2 separate regions of the Homo sapiens genome follow, and region 2 is linked to region 1. A link is an interaction called in ENCODE POLR2A ChIA-PET data of the cell type or tissue named here. Cell type or tissue: Panc1. All regions are shown on one strand. Links, peaks and the distances in the headings refer to the core of each region. The heading gives the core; the rest is flanking DNA.

Region 1 (8,317 bases), core at 230-8,229:
CTGCACACTCAAGGGGAGAAGGACAGATGCAAAACACCTGTCAGATTTCTAAGACCTGAAGCCTTGAGAAAGCATCGAAAAGTATTCAAGTCACGGCCGGGTGCGGCGGCTCACGCCTGTCACCCCAGCACTCTAGGAGGCTGAGGAGGGCGGATCACGAGGTCAGGAGATCAAGACCATCCTGGCTAACACAGTGAAACCCCATCTCTACTGAAAAAAAAAAAAAAAAAGTTCTAGAGCGTGGTGGCGGGCGCCTGTAGTCCCAGCTACCGGGGAGGCTGACGCAGGAGAATGGTATGAACCCGGGAGGCGGAGCTTGCAGTGAGCCGAGATCACGCCACTGCACTCTAGCCTTGGCGACAGAGTGAGACTGTGTCTTAAAAAAAAAAAAGAAGTCATAAAGCACAATTTAGTTTCATTTGAGGTGTGTATCCTGGGGCAATCCTACAAATGCAAAGGAAATCTCCCGAGCTCCTGGAGGGGGCCAGAGAGGGCAGCCACTGCAGAGAGAGGCCCCACCACTGCCTGTCCATCCCTTTCCAGCCACTTGGGGCCCTGAGGCTCGGGCCTGCCTTGCCTGCCATCTCTCCAGGGCCTCCAAGTACTCCCCACGCTGATGGGCACTTGGCAAGTAAGTCAAGATGAACAGGAGGGCAGGCTGTTACCTCCATACACAAAAGCGCCCCGCTTTCCTGCCACCACCCCTTTGGAAGGTGAGCAACTCTTCTGACAAAACCCAGACTGAGCCGTCTCGGCACACCCGACACATATGCAACCCCTGTGAGCAGCTCCGCTGAGAAGAGGCCTCCAGAGACTTACAAGGGTAGCCTTTACACAACACTTCGATGGGGGTGGACATTTTCTTCTCGCTAATCCTTTCGTATTTCTGTCTCTTGGTGGCAGCCTTCAGCCCCTGCCAGGGGAGAGAGCCCAGGTTGAAGTACATTAGCACGTAGCCCAGAGACTCCAAGTCATCTCTTCGGGATTGTTCTGAAAAGAAAAGGGAAAGGCGTGAAGAACGGCACTTGCGTGCTCACGTCAAAGCAAAAGACCCGGCTGGCCGTTCCAGTGGAGACTAGCCTCAGACACACATGCCCAGATCACTCCAGCTGGCACTTCCAGTGGAGACGAACCTCGGACACACATGCCCAGATCACTCTCACCCAGAGCTGCCCCTCATGCATACTAAGGAAATTCCCAAACACATCACAGGTGACTCAGAAATGTCCCAGCATCCGCCTGCCCCCATACACCTGGCAGTCACGAGCCAGCCTGTCTGCCGCAAAGGTCTGATGACACGCTTGCAGCCCCAGCTCCCCGAGAGGCTGGCCTCTCCCTGGGCTGAGGCATGGACGCGCCCAAAGGCACCCCAGGTCAGTGACCCCATGCCCAGGGGCTCACCAATTCCAAGGTGCGTGTTGATGGAGGCGTACCGCGCCGTCCCCGTGAGGTTCTTGTTCTCACGATAGGGGATGTGCTGGTGGGTGCGTGCATCCCGGTACTTCTTGGCCAGCCCGAAGTCGATGATGTACACCAGGTTGCCCTTCTTCCCCAGGCCCATGAGGAAGTTGTCTGGCTTCACATCCCGGTGGATGAAGTTCTTTGAATGAATGTATTCGATGCGACTGATCTGTGAGCAGAGCAAGGGCGCGAGATGGCACCCCAGGGCAGTCTCAGGGAGGGACCGCTCAACTGTGGGACACTACATCAGTGGCTGCATTGTTCCTGCCCCTCAGCCACAGCAGGGTAGTTTAACAATTAGCGAGGGGGATGCCGAACTGACCAAATTGTTCCCCCAGGTGCCTGCAGCAACCCTCCACACTCCACCCTCCACAGGCCTAGGCGCTTTGCCTTCAGCTCCCACAAAACAGAGAGGTGAGGCGACAGAGAGGGGACAACCCGCCACTAGACATCGGTCTCTCCCAGCACTGTTCTCTGCACAGACTACACACCAGGATTAGCAGAGAAACTGCACGGAGGTGCTTAGGAATCACGTGTGTTCCTGAGAGACTGAGGAACCCACTGAATGGAAACGTGCTATGCTGGTACCGAGAAGGTGGCCTCCAAGCCAGTGAGCTGAGCCACCAGAGCCTCGAGAAGCCAGTGAGCTGAGCCACCGAAGCCTCCAGAAGCCTCGAGAAGCCAGTGAACTGAGCCGCCGGAGCCTCGAGAAGCCAGTGAGCTGAGCCGCCGGAGCCTCGAGAAGCCAGTGAGCTGAGCCGCCGGAGCCTCGAGAAGCCAGTCAGCTGAGCCGCCGGAGCCTCGTGAAGCCAGTGAGCTGAGCCGCCGGAGCCTCGAGAAGCCAGTGAGCTGAGCCGCCGGAGCCTCGAGAAGCCAGTGAGCTGAGCCGCCGGAGCCTCCAGAAGCCAGTGAGCTGAGCCGCCGGAGCCTCGAGAAGCCAGTCAGCTGAGCCGCCGGAGCCTCGAGAAGCCAGTCAGCTGAGCCGCCGGAGCCTCGTGAAGCCAGTGAGCTGAGCCGCCGGAGCCTCGAGACGCCAGTGAGCTGAGCCGTCGGAGCCTCGAGAAGCCAGTGAGCTGAGCCGCCGGAGCCTCGAGAAGCCAGTGAGCTGAGCCGCCGGAGCCTTGTGAAGCCAGTGAGCTGAGCCGCCGGAGCCTCGAGAAGCCAGTGCAGTGCGCTGAGCCGCCGGAGCCTCGAGAAGCCAGTGCAGTGCGCTGAGCCGCCGGAGCCTCGAGAAGCCAGTCAGCTGAGCCGCCGGGGCCTCGAGAAGCCAGTGCGCTGAGCCGCCGGGGCCTCGAGAAGCCAGTCAGCTGAGCCGCCGGGGCCTCGAGAAGCCAGTCAGCTGAGCCGCCGGAGCCTCGAGAAGCCAGTCAGCTGAGCCGCCGGAGCCTGGAGAAGCCAGTGCGCTGAGCCGCCGGAGCCTCGAGAAGCCAGTGAGCTGAGCCGCCGGAGCCTCCAGAAGCCAGTCAGCTGAGCCGCCGGAGCCTCGAGACGCCAGTGAGCTGAGCCGCCGGAGCCTCGAGAAGCCAGTGAGCTGAGCCGCCGGAGCCTCGAGAAGCCAGTGAGCTGAGCCGCCGGAGCCTCCAGAAGCCAGTCAGCTGAGCCGCCGGAGCCTCGAGACGCCAGTGAGCTGAGCCGCCGGAGCCTCGAGAAGCCAGTGAGCTGAGCCGCCGGAGCCTCGAGAAGCCAGTGCGGTGAGCCACCGGAGCCTCGAGAAGCCAGTCAGCTGAGCCGCCGGGGCCTCGAGAAGCCAGTCAGCTGAGCCGCCGGGGCCTCGAGAAGCCAGTGTGCTGAGCCGCCGGGGGCCTCGAGAAGCCAGTCAGCTGAGCCGCCGGGGCCTCCAGAAGCCAGTGAGCTGAGCCATCGGAGCCTCGACAAGCCAGTGAGCTGAGCCGCCGGAGCCTCCAGAAGCCAGTCAGCTGAGCCGCCGGAGCCTCGAGAAGCCAGTGAGCTGAGCCGTCGGAGCCTCGAGAAGCCAGTGAGCTGAGCCGCCGGAGCCTCGAGAAGCCAGTGAGCTGGGCCGCCGGAGCCTCGAGAAGCCAGTGAGCTGAGCCGTCGGAGCCTCCAGAAGCCAGTGAGCTGGGCCGCCGGAGCCTCGAGAAGCCAGTGAGCTGGGCCGCCGGAGCCTCGAGAAGCCAGTGAGCTGGGCCGCCGGAGCCTCGAGAAGCCAGTGAGCGGAGCCACCGGAGCCTCGAGAAGCCAGTGAGCTGAGCCACTGCAGCCTCAAGGCTGAGGCTCAGCAAATTTCCATTTCCTCTGTGAATTAATGGCCATAATAATGGCAAGAACAGCACAAGCGAGTGGCTGATTCTATCAGACAGCAAGTGTGTGCCAACTGTCAGGAAACAGTCCTTACCATTTGGTCAGCAAGCAGCAGGACGGTTTTGAGGCTGAATTTCCTGGAGCAGAAGTTGAAGAGGTCCTCCAGGCTTGGCCCCAGCAGCTCCATCACCATGACGTTGTAGTCCCCCTCTGCCCCGCACCATCTGATGGTGGGGATGCCCACTAGGCAAGGAAATCAGACACAGTGTTTCAGTCCAGGCCCTGCCTCAGCTCCACACTAAGTCTGCACTGTGCACACCAAGGGGTCATGGTGACAATCCTGAACGGGGGAGGGGTGGTGGAGGTAGAAGACCCCGGCAACGCCGCTCCTCAGGGACCCATCCTCGAGATTAGGCCCCATCTATTAGCAAATGGCCTGAGGCAGACGTTGGATGAGGGCCAAGCAGACAGGAGCTGTAAGGGGGACAAGGAGGGGATCGAAGCCCCACCTCCCCGACTCCCGTCTTCTAGGGCAGGGGGGCAGGAGACACAGAAAGCAGCCACGATGTGGGAAAGAAAAGAGCTCAGGCATAAAGGAGCAGCAGAGCCCGCCAGAAACGTCACACAGGAGATGGGAGGAGAGAAAGCAGCTACCGTGGGTTAGGTGAGAGAAGAAAATATGTTCAATTACTCCGATGTTGGTAGAAGTATTTGACTGGATAAGAGAAAAGCAAAAGCAATGAAAACTTTTTGGGGATTTACACAGTAACCCAGGATTGAAATATACAAATCAGGGAAGTGAAAATAAAGACACAATAAATCCAACAGGAAGAATTTAAAGATGGCTGCATAGTATCAGTGCTGAAGGCATAATCAACACTATAAAGGCACACGGGCCAGGTGCAGTGGCTCATGCCTGTAATCCTAGCACTTTGGGAGGCTGAAACGGGAGGACTGCTTGAGCTCAGAAGTTCGAGACCAGCCTGGATAACAAAGGGAGACCCTTGTCTCTACAAAAAATTCTGGAAATTAGGTGGGTGTGGTGGCACGCTTCTGTGGTCCCAGCTACTTGGGAGGCTGAGGCAAGAGGATCACTTGAGCCCAGGAAATGGAGGCTGCAGTGAGCCGTGATGGCACCACTGTGCTCCAGCCTGGGCCACAGAGCAAGACCCTGTCAAAAAAAAAAAAAAAAATCCATTTTAGAAAAAATGGGTGAAAGACCTGGACACTTCACCCAAGACGTTACGTATGAAAAGTCAACGACCACAAGAAGATTCTCAGAGAGATGGAAAACACATGCTGGTAAAAACATGCACAGGAATGTGCACCGCAGCCTCACGCCACAGTCAAATTCAAATGCTGCAGCAACAGGTGGGTTTCTCAAAATGCCACCCCCAAAATACGTCCTTTGGTCCTATTTTTTTTTCTCATATCCACAAGAACATGTCTCTTCGGTATGTTTTCACAGCACTGGATCCGCAACTATACACATGGCTCTACACACATACGGCTTGTGAACGGCCTGGATAAACCTTTTATGTCCTTCCATGGCAAGACAGATTTTTAGTTTAGTCTTAAAGCAAGTTTTGGTACCACTAGGGAAATTCAATTCATTTAAAAAATTGTTTCATTATTTTATTGTTTTGAGACGAGGTCTCGCTGTCACCCAGGCTGGAGTGCAGTGGCACCATCTCGGCTCACGGCAACCTCCGCCTCCTGGATTCAAGCAATTCTCCTGCCTCAGCCTCCTGAGTAGGTAGGACTACAGGTGGGCGCCACCATGCCCAGCTCATTTTACTGGCCACATGTATCGCCTCTCCTCTGAAGGCATGTATTTTTTTTTTTGGCTAAGTTTTTCTATCATGGTATCTTTTTCCTATTCATAGTAGTTCTTTATAACTTCTAGATACTAAACCACTGCAGGTTTTTTGTGAGGCAAGTATCTCTCAGTTAATGGCATGTTTTTTATTTTCTTCTGGAGTTTCTTGATGAAAAGACTTTTCATGAATATGAATGCCTTAATCTTTTGCTTTATGAGTGCTTTCAGTATCTTACATTAAAAAAATAGTTTCTGCCCTCAGCGTCAAAAAGAGATGCTATTGTTTTTTTTTAAAGTGTTAAAGTTACTTCTACTTCTAACAAAAACAGTAATAGGGGCCTGATTCGCCCTCACACCTTAAGTAACTAAGGGAAAGAACAAAACACACACCCTCACACATCACAGGGTGGTTTCCACAACACTGGGCCCGGCCAATGACTGACAGCCGTGCCAGCCAGTGACAGCTGTGCCTGAGGGCGGGAAGGAGCCGTGAGAGGGCGCCCTGGGCTGCCCCCTGCACTGCTGGGAGCATAAGCACAAACGCCAGACTGAACAGATCCATGGAACCCAACCTCATCCCAGAAGAGAGCTGAGGAGGAGCCTGCAGAATGTGGAAGAGCACAGCATGCGTGACATTCTCAATGTCCGGCATCCAAAGTGGAAAACAAACCTGGAGTAAGAGGTTAACTGAACAGACCCGGATGTTCACATCAGCAGGGAAAGCCATGAAACGTTACTACAGATTTCGACTGTATTCCACCGTCGAAAAGTTTTTTAACTGGCCAGGCTCAGGCCTATAATTCCAGCACGTTGGAGGTGGAAGTGGGAGGATCACTTAAGTCCAAGTTTGAGACCAGAAAGAAAACATACTGAGACCCCCGTCTCTACAAAAAAATTTTAAAAATTAGCTAGGCATGGTGCTGTGTGTCTACAGTCCCAGCTACTCGGGAGGCTAAGGTGGGAGGATGGCTTAGGCCCAGGAAGTCGAGACTGCAGTGAGCCGTGATTGCACCACTGCACTCCAGCCTGGGTGACAGAATGAGACCGTCTCAAAAAAAAAAAAAAAAAAAGTTAAAGGCATGAGGCATATACATATATATGTGTATTTATGTTTCGGTCTTTTATATATATGTATATATTTATATAAAAAACATAAATGTATATATAAACCTGAACATATGTGTATATATATATATTATATATATGCAAATACACATCTACTTTCAGATTTGGGAATAGTTGCATTCTGCGTCACAGTCGAGCATCCCTAATCTGAAAATCCAAACTGCCCCCATTAGCATCTCCTTTGAGCATCATGTTAGCACTCATAAAGTTCCCGACTTTGGGTGTTTCAGATACTCAACCTTATTACGGATTTGTGAATTCTTTTCTCTCTCTAGATGCAGCATTACGGATTCCCAAATTCCCTTTCTCCACTCCAATGAGTCACAGTTCCTTCTTCTTAATACTCATTTTGGAGTTTTCACTGTCCCAAATTTAGGCAACAGATCACCTTTCAAACTTTTTCCCGTACCTCATAACAAATGCCTGCCATGTGTTCCAGATTCACCTTCTTTCTTTCTGCCCCAGCCCTGGAATCAGCTGCTTCTCCAAGCACTCAGGACTCCTCTTAACAGAGAATGATAAATACTTAGAAACCCCTGAGGCCCGGTGTGCTCAGTGTTCTAGGCTGTCCTCCTTCTAAGCCCTTCTCGTGGCCAGAACCACACAAAGTATCATCACGACAGCTTTATAGTAAGTGCTGGTGTTTGCAGGGCAAATGGCCCTCTTCTTCACAAGTGTTTTAATTAATCCTGGACTTGCACTCTTCTCAGTGAATTCTAGTCACCTTGTCAGGAAAGAGAAGTGGCTGGATGTCGATGGGAACGTCATTGAATGTTAAGAGCAACTTTGGGAGACCTGACACCTGGCATCTTCCTTTCTCTGAACATAGAGGAGAATTAAGCAAATCTTCCTTAAATGTCCTTCAATAAAGTTTATATATTTTCTGCATGCAGATCTTATCTGTCTTAAAATTTACCCCAGATACCTTTTTGCTACTGTAAGCATTATGTTTTAAATTACATTTTGTAACCAATTAAATTGTTGGTTTAACAAAATGAATTGATTTTATATTTTGATCTTAAATTTGCTCAACTCTCTAATCTGTTCTGAGATCCCTATTTAGGAAATTACATCACATCACATGCCAGTAACAGCAGTTTTATTTCTGCCTTTTTCACCCTCTGCCCTGCTGAAAACAGTGTTGTGAGGCTGAGGATGATGTGGGTTACACAAAACTTGGCTGCACTGCAGGGGGGAATGGAAATCTACATAACCACCTTGGAAAAATCGATATGTATCAATATGCAGACGTCTGCGTTATCCTGCAGAACTGGACATTTGCACGTACCAAGCAACAGCCACTGCAACTTCACACGTAGGTGCTGGCATGTGTGCCCCAGACACATGGACAAGATGTGCACAAAAGCACTGTCCCTAACAGCAAATGCTAGAAGCTCCCCAGGGCTCAACGCAGTATGAGTCAGACGAAGCTACTGTATACAGCTATGTAGATGATCAAACAATGAAAATCAATTACCTAGAGCTGCAATCGATGGGGAAGAATCTCAGGAATACTCTGGGTCAAAGAAAGGTACAGAATACAGACTGCATCGCGTAACACTAAAACTTTCATGTATTCAAAAGACTATGTGGCATGGACTCCTGATCCATCTGAACTGATGGTGTACTGAGTGATGTGACTGATGGTGTACT
Region 2 (8,317 bases), core at 245-8,244, 130 kb after region 1:
ACCGAGTGACTTAATCCAGGTTTCGTTTGAAACAAATAAGAATGTGTGTGGATGTGTGGTGAGAGTGTGGCATTTGGAGTGTGGCTTGTGAGACTGTGACCCTGTGTCATGTGCACACATGGCTGTGTAGGTGTGTGGTGTGTGAGACTGCGACCCTGTGTCGTGCACACGTGGCTGTGTAGGAGTGTGGCATGTGTGTGACTGGGACCCTGTGTCATGTGTACACGTGGCTGTGTAGGAGTGTGGCATGTGTGTGACTGGGACCCTGTGTCATGTGTACACGTGGCTGTGTAGGAGTGTGGTGTGTGTGTGACTGGGACCCTGTGTCATGTGCACACGTGGCTGTGTAGGAGTGTGGCGTGTGTGTGACTGGGACCCTGTGTCATGTGCACATGTGGCTGTGTAGGAGTGTGGTGTGTGAGACTGCGACCCTGTGTCATGTGCACACATGGCTGTGTAGGCGTGTGTGGGTGCATGTGTGTGCATGTATGCATCAAGACTTCACAGGGACACTTTAAAATAGCAACAGTGGGCCGGGCACGGTAGCTCACGCCTGTAATCTCAGCACGTTGGGAGGCCAAGGCGGGTGGATCACGAGGTCAGGAGTTCGAGACCAGCCTAGCCAACATGGTGAAACCCCATCTCTACTAAAAATACAAAAATTAGCCAGGTGCGGTGGCAGACACCTGTAACCCCAGCTACTCAGGAGTCTGAGGCAGGAGAATCACTTGAACCCGGGAGGCAGAGATTGCAGTGAGCTGAGATCAGACCACTGCACTCCAGCCTGGGCAACAGGGTGAGACTCCATCTCAAAAAAAAAAAAAAAAAAAAAGCAACAGTGTTAGCCCTTGGTGGGAAATTTTAGGTAGTTTTTTTTTGTTTTTTGTTTTTTTACTTTTTATACTTTTGAGTCTTTTCCAGATTTCTCCCAAAAGGTATACACAGCTTTAAAATCAGGATTGTTACTAAATTTTTTTAAGATGGGGTCTTGCTCTGTTGCCCAGGCTGGAGTGCAGTGGTGTGATCTCGGCTCACTGCAGCCTCCGCCTCCCAGGTTCAGGTGATCCTCCCACCTCAGCCTCCTGAGCAGCTGGGATTACAGGCACGCGCCACCACACCTGGCTAATTTTTGTATTTTTTGTAGAGACGGGGGTCTCCCTATGTTGCCCAGGCTGGTCTCAAACTCCTGGGCTCAAGTGATCCGCCCACCTCAGCCTCCCAAAGTGCTGGGATTCCAGGCGTGAGCCACCACGCCTGGTCTATTAAGAAGTTTGAATGTCTGAAGCCTTCATGGTTGCCTCAAACGTAGTCACGCCTGGGGTCGGTGAGTGCTGTGCGTCTCCTGCACACGGGGCTGTCGGGCGCCTGCCTTGGAGGAGGAGGAGGACATGGCATGCGAGAGGCCTGCAGCTGGGGAGGTCAGAGCTGGGCCCAGGCCTGCGTGTTCATCTACGCGTTGCCCCCCGTCCCCTGGGCCACCCCTGGAGGCCCTTCTCCTCCTCTCCCCTCCTCCCCTCCCACCCCAGGCCCTGCCCTTCCCTGGCACCCAACTCCCTTACTCAGACCTCATCCGGCCCCACCCTGACCCAGGTGTGGGGGTCCCGGGGCTCCAAGCCACCAGGCTGTGTGGACAGCCCCTCTTCTCAGCAGTCACCGTGGCCACCCCAGCTGTGTCCAGGGCTGGAGTCAGAGCCTGCTCAGGTAGGAGGGACACGGTGCCAGGGGCCGGTCGGGGGCGGCGACAATGGAGTGCATGGCACAACCCACTAGAGGGGTCGAGTGCCCCGCTGGGGATTTCAGCAAAAGTCCTTTCTGCCCTGAAAGCAAGAGTAAGACCCCGGCTCTAACAGGTCCTAGTTGACGTTGTCCATGGCTGGCTGCCCCCAGCACCACAGCTCTGCTGTGCCCACGGCCCCGACCACTGCCAGGCTCCCCTGGACCCTCCCTGCCATGTCCCTCCACCCCCCACAATGCCCCCCAGACCCTCCCCACAATCCCCGCAATGCCCCCCACCCCCCGCAATGCCCCCGGACCCTCCCCACAATGCCACTCACTTCCCCACAAGGCCCCCCACCCCCGCTGCAAGGCACCCTGAACCCCCCCCCACGAGGCGCATCCCTGCTGCAGGCCGTTGGCAGGTGTTGCTGGTTCCAGCATTCCTTACAAATGGGAGCCTGCAGCCTGCGGTCCTGCATGTCCGGACTCCAGTAGTTTGCAGCACAGCTGCCTCCCTTCTGCTGCCGGGGCCTGGCCGAGGGATCGCTGCCGCTGCTAAGGGGTGGCTGTCTGGGTCCAGCGCTGGGTGGGCAGTCGCTAAAGAAGTTGCTGTGAATGCTGCTGCCTCAGCCTCTGCTTTCGTTTGCCCTGGGTAGAACCCAGGGGCGGAATCACTGGGCAGGTGGAAGCTGTCTCGCTGTCTCCCTGTTCCCCAAAGCAGCTTCAGCCGTGCCGCGGACACTCACCGGCAAGGGACGAGCCCTCCTGTTTCCCCCCTGCAAGCACCTGGAATTTACTGGATATTAGGTGCACTTGGGAAAGGAATTTCTTTTCATAAAAGGCGACTGAAAATCCCTTTGTGAGACACTGACTGTGCTGGATCAGAGATTTTGTAAATTTGGGTTTGGCCTATGGGGTAAATGGTAGGGCCTGTGCTGGAGAGGCCTTTGCTGTGTGGGGTGTGCAGCTCCCCTGGAAGGCCCTGGGCAGTGGAGCAGCCTGGATGGGGCCCCCCCTGCATCAGGATAGGGGCTCGGTTCCAGCACTATCATATCCCCCCACCATGCCCACCCCTGCTACCCTCCACCCACACCCCCAGCTGCTTCAGCCCAGAGCAAAAATGGTGAGGGAGAAGGTGTCCTGGGCGGGCCTTGGTCCCGAGAACAAGGCAGCAGGTGGCCCATGCCTGGGGGGCAAAGGATCGCATGAATGAACTGTGTCCCCGGCTGGGGGGTGGATGTCTGGTGGCAGGTGCCTGGCGGCGGGTGATTGGTTTGCCAGGCGCCCTCACAGACTGCCCCACGTCTGGCCTGTCTCCAGGCGGCTCTGGCGTGGCTGGGGTTTGGTTTCTGATCGTTGCTCCCCGACCAGAGCTGCTGCAGGGCAGTGGGAGTGGACGCCACGTTCCCCAAACTGGCCTCAAGTTCAAAGGGGCTTTTTCAGACACCCCCAGGTCCCACCTTCCCGCCTTCCCAATAGAGCGTGGAGGACATGGTCTTCTGGGGTCCACGGCGGGGAGGGTGGGGTGCACCGGCGCGTGGATGCAGGGGTCTCAAGGCCCCAAGCCACACTTCACATGAGTTATTCCTCAACAAAGAAGCACCTGCCATTTAGAGCTGCTGAACTCCCAGGCATTCCAGGAACAGTGTGCTTCAGGAAGTGGGTTGCACCTCCAACCAGCAGGCTCCGCTGTTTACCTGCCCGGGCACGCTCCGCTGTGGGAGGCCATCCCCGTGGAATGGACCTCAAGGCGGCCCGCCGCTGCAGGTGGCAGCAGTGACTGCGCTTGTGGGGTGAGGCGGCCCTGGCCGGGGAGGATGGCTGGAGCTGCTTGGCAAAGACTTGCGCTCTTCCTGCCCTGAACCTGCACAGCATCACAGGTGCGCTCCTGGCCACCTGGAGGGTCAGCCCCGGGAGGTGGCGTGGTGCACGGGCCCCTTTCTGCCCCTAGGAAAGCACTTGGTGCAACCCATGCTGTCTGGCACCTTCCCTCATCACTCACAAGGGCAGGTTTTTCCATCTGAATTCCAGACAGATGACAGTCCCAGCTGGAAGCGAGGCTGCCAAGGCCAACGGCCAGGCTGTTCCAGACTCCGGCTTTTCCCAGGCCAAGTGCCCAGCCCCATGCAGGGGTCAGGGGAGGCCAGTTCTCCTGGGACTGACCCAGGGCCCAGAGGCGTCGCGTGCCCCAAGCCACCGGGACAGGTGCACAGGCTGGCACTGGCCCAAGGCTGGGTAGTTCTGGTCTGTCACTTTTGCCCACCTGCAGCCAAGGAGACCCAGGCTGGGAGGGCCTGGGGGGTGAGTGAGGTCACAGCAGGACACAGCCCCAACGGTCAGCAGCCTGGAGACTCCGGTCCAAGCCCCAGCCCCCTCTGCCCTCCCCGCATGGGGCCCCTGCAGACCCCACTGCCAGCTAGGCCTGGGATCTTCCTGTCACCTCCAGCCAGCCCAACGGGACCTCCTGGCAAGCCCCCCCCCCCACCCCCGCTTCCCTGAAGCCCACAGCAACCCACAGGCCGAGCGGCCTGGGCTGTTGGGTATTTCATGGCCCCGACGGGAGCCCCTTTGGCAGAGCCCACCACTGGGCTGCTCTCCAACCGAGTGCTCTCCTGTTTCACAGCTAAGGGACCTCGGCTCGAAGGACCACCCAGGCTGTGCCTGGGGCCCAGTGCTGGAAATCCCGGGAGTGGACACATGCAGGTGCCTGGGACTGACGGGTCCTCACAGGGCGTTGGGCCGGGCTCCGTCCGTCCAGGTGGCCTCCGGCACCCCACAGCGCGATTAAAAACACAGAGCTGTGTCTCACCCCAGAACTAGGAGTTGGCGGGAAACTGGAGCCGCTGCCCCCCTGCCCTTCAGCCAAATCTGGCCACCCTGAGCCAAAATTCCTCCCGGGGGCTGGGAGTCAGGCCGGGGCTGGGCCTGGGGCCTGACGGGGAGGGGCTGTCTCTGTCCCAGGCTCTCCTCCCCATCCTCCCTCCGTCTTCCCCTGGCCTCCAGTGATGGGGAGGGGCTGTCTCTGTCCCAGGCTCTCCTCCCCCATCCTGCCTCCGCCTTCCCCGGCCTCCAGTGATGGGGAGGGGCTGTCTCTGTCCCAGGCTCTCCTCTCTGTCCTCCCTCCGCCTTCCCCTGGCCTCTAGTGATGGGGAGTGGCTGTCTCTGTCCCAGGCTCTCCTCTCTGTCCTCCCTCCGTCTTCCCCTGGCCTCCAGTGATGGGGAGGGGCTGTCTCTGTCCCAGGCTCTCCTCCCCGTCCTCCCTCCGCCTTCCCCTGGCCTGTAGTGATGGGGAGTGGCTGTCTCTGTCCCAGGCTCTCCTCTCTGTCCTCCCTCCGCCTTCCCCTGGCCTCTAGTGATGGGGAGTGGCTGTCTCTGTCCTCCCTCCGCCTTCCCCTGGCCTCTAGTGATGGGGAAGGGCTGTCTCTGTCCCAGGCTCTCCTCCCCATCCTCCCTCCGCCTTCCCCTGGGCAGCTGGGGGCCAGAAGCCTTCTCCCTGGGACGCTAAGAGGCAGTCCCGGGGGGTGTGGGTTCAGGGGTGGAGGGAGGGGCCCAAGGAGAGGCAGGAGCCAGCGTACCCACCTCACCATGGGCAGGACTCCAGGGCCAGTGGGCGAGAGCACGGGAAGGGGGCTGGGCGGACAGCGAGGTAGGGATGCCAGCAAGTTCTGACCCGGGCTGAGGGGTCTGGGCTCCCCTCTGAGGACTGCATCCTCCAGAGCCCTGAACACGGCGCGGCCACCCAGGGAGGGCCCAGAGCAGGGAGGCGGCCACACACGCCAGCCGAAATGAAGATGCAGGGCAGGACTGGCTAGCAGGAGGGCCTGGGTGCGGGGTCCCAGGGCCGAGGGGCACGTGGGGACAGTGAGCCTGGCCTGGCCTCACAAGGGGCTACGGGGGAAGGAAAGCCCAGGTAGGGTCTGTCAGGGGCCCGAGCACCCACCCTGGTCTCCAGCCACAGACCCTCCCCGGAGCACCCGCCCTGGTCTCCAGCCACAGACCCTCCCCTGCCCTCTAGGCAGGGCATGCTGGCAGGCGGGGTGGGGCCAGCCCCCAAGGGTGAGCCGCCGGAGGTTCTGCTGGGAGCCTGGGGTCTGTGAGGGAGCGGCTGCTGCCTGGCATTGCCCTAAGCCGGCCAGGACCTGATCCCCACCCTACGCTGGGGCTGGGAGCAGACAGGAAGGACAGAGACACACGGAGAAGGGGCCCAGACCACGCAGAAAGAAGGTGTGTCTCGGCAGGGTGTGGCCGGCTCCCGGGACGCTAGACAGGAGCCACGGGGCCCCTTCCTGGGGAGGAAGGTGCAGCCATGCAAAGTGAGTCCAGGGGACGGCGAGGGGCCTGACCCGCTCTTCTCCCGAAACTCGGATATTTCCAGTATGTGTCCGGCGTCCCCAGAACGACACGGAGATGGACTGGCTTGCGGGGGACCCCACGTCCTCTTCCCCAACACGAGGAGCCTCGGGATCCATTTTCACTGCTGCAGGCACAGGGGCCTCCTCAGCTCCTCCTCGTCTGCTGTTCCTGTTTCGTCCTCTTCCTGCCTCGTGCTTCGTTGATGTTCTGCAAATTATTTAGATGTGTAAATGAAATAAATGGAAAATAACTCTCATTGCTCCCAGCTGGCCTAGCTCCGTCCCTCACCCACCTGCCTTGGGGGCCAGGAGGCTCTAAGATGTGAGGACGCTGGACAGAGATCAGACAGAGGCTAGACAGAAACAGCAGCCAGAGGGGTACAGAGGGCAGGAAAGAGACTGGACAGAGATGGACAGAGACAAGACAGAGGGGACAGAAGGGGACAGAAATTGGACAGAGATGGACAGAGGGGACAGAGGGGGAAAAAGATGGACAGAGACAAGACAGGGGAGAGGGGGACAGAGACTGGACAGAGACAAGACGGGACAGAGGGGGACAGAGATGGACAGAGACTGGACAGAAACAAGACAGAGGGGATGGGGTACAGAGACAAGACAGGGGACAGAGGAGGACAGAGACAAGACAGAGGGGACAGAGACTGGACAGAAACGGAGAGGAACAGAAAATGCATGGGCCGGCCAGGTGAGGGGCAATGCTTGGGCACCCCCAAATCACAGGGCGAGGACCGGTACTGGGCAGTGCCACGGTGTGACAGAGTGACGTGCAGTCAGGGACAGCGTCCAGTGTGGACGGAGCCTTCCTGATGCCTGAGCCACCCCTGAGCTCACGGGGCCACCCTCTGGCCGCGGGTCCTCCAGCTCCCCAGCCCAGAGCTGTCCAGCAGCAAGCGCTGACCTGGGAGACGTGCCAGGTGGCGAGTGGGCGTGGCACACACCGCTGGTGTCTCAGGCCCTTGGCTCCCATCTCGGTGATAAGCACAGCAGGGCTGGGCAGAGCCGGGCCAGGGTCCCCATCAAGAGAGAAGGTGGAGGGAGCAGAGGCCACCACGCTGCACACCAGGGCTGTGACCATGGTGGGGTGAGAGGTGGCTGCCACGTGGGTTCCTGGCAGTGACCCACACACCACACAGAGTCAGCTCCAGGCTGGCCATGGTGACGAGTCTTCCGGGATGGGACCAATGATGGGAGGGTCACGCCCGTTTCCCTTCCTTTGAAAACGAGTCTCCCATACATAAAAATGGACGGCTTTCCTTGCTCACCCTGTGGCCTCACAGGCCCCGACCACACACCCACACGGCACTAAGGCCCTCCCGGCCTCGGCCCTGCAGAAAGCCGGAGACCTCCGGGAACCCTCCCCGGAACCCCTCCCCGGAACCCTCCCCGGAACCCCTCCCCGGAGCCCCTCCCCGGAGCCCTCCCCGGAACCCTCCCCAGAACCCCTCCCCGGAACCCCCCCACCCACTTCACCGTCGTGGCCTCTGCTTTCGTGGCTTCCTCCCCTTCGTTCGTGAGAACTCGGGACATGTACACGGAGCTTTCCACACAACTCAAGAAACCCAGCCTTGGGGCTCTGTACTCCCCAGGCTGACATACGGCGACCTCGTGTTTCGGCTTTGCTTTCGCAATGCACGGCTGTGCGCTCGGGCCTGGCTCTGGTGGCTGCCGCGTGTTGGAGACTCTGTCCACGCAGGTAGCAGGGACAGGGCCACCGCCAGGTCAGGAGCACGGACGGAAGCAGGAAACATCTCCCTTCCCGACAGCAGGACTCGCCCTCCTAGATTCTTTATTTTGAAAGGAATAATCATCTTTGACTTTAATGAAACACTTTTACTTAAAAATAGATCACTCATCAGAGGACACACCTGAGACTCCAGTTCCTCCCTGGAACCTTCTAGCGGAACCAATCACCCCTCGTGGCTCCTGGAACAGCCTCACGTCGGCCACACCCGACACTTTCATCAGGTTCACGAGCACTTCTTGGGCAAAGCCCAGGGTGTGAGGATTCACTGCTGTGCCCACGTATTTTCCCACCTTTTTATTTTTTTAAAATGCCCAGGCTTCAATGATAAATTTTTTTTTGAGACAGTATCTTGCTGTCTCCCAGGCTGGAATGCAGTGGAGCCGTCACAGCTCACTGTAGCCTCGACCTCCTGGGCTCAAGCAGTCGTCCTGCCTCAGCTCCGAGTAGCTGGGACCACAGGAGCACACTGCCACGCCCAGCTACATTT

Evidence for each region. Peaks named below come from ENCODE experiments on the same cell type or tissue, not always from the same donor. Only the 100,000 strongest peaks of a DNase experiment are listed, where the experiment ranks them.
Region 2: POLR2A ChIA-PET joins it to region 1 with 6 read pairs; 3 of 35 experiments call an interaction of 5 or more read pairs at or near these places.

Annotation. Positions count from the first base shown.
Region 1 is chr17:82,251,615-82,259,931 of GRCh38, forward strand. It overlaps CSNK1D (casein kinase 1 delta), which reads right to left. Exons shown (of 9, transcript NM_001893.6): 3 at 3,815-3,963; 4 at 1,402-1,630; 5 at 820-990. Among named protein-coding and RNA genes, the nearest start is that of CSNK1D, 18 kb to the right of the region's middle. RefSeq lists an enhancer at 687-1,886. In Panc1, for the core only: no CTCF peak of the experiment used is centred there; no DNase peak of the experiment used is centred there.
Region 2 is chr17:82,381,355-82,389,671 of GRCh38, forward strand. It overlaps OGFOD3 (2-oxoglutarate and iron dependent oxygenase domain containing 3), which reads right to left. Exons shown (of 9, transcript NM_024648.3): 9 at 7,856-8,317. It overlaps LOC124904092 (a long non-coding RNA gene), which reads left to right and starts at 3,470. Exons shown (of 3, transcript XR_007065959.1): 1 at 3,470-3,596; 2 at 4,340-4,419; 3 at 6,092-6,325. RefSeq lists an enhancer at 3,971-4,656. In Panc1, for the core only: no CTCF peak of the experiment used is centred there; no DNase peak of the experiment used is centred there; H3K4me3 peaks cover 490 bases; H3K27ac peaks cover 3,661 bases.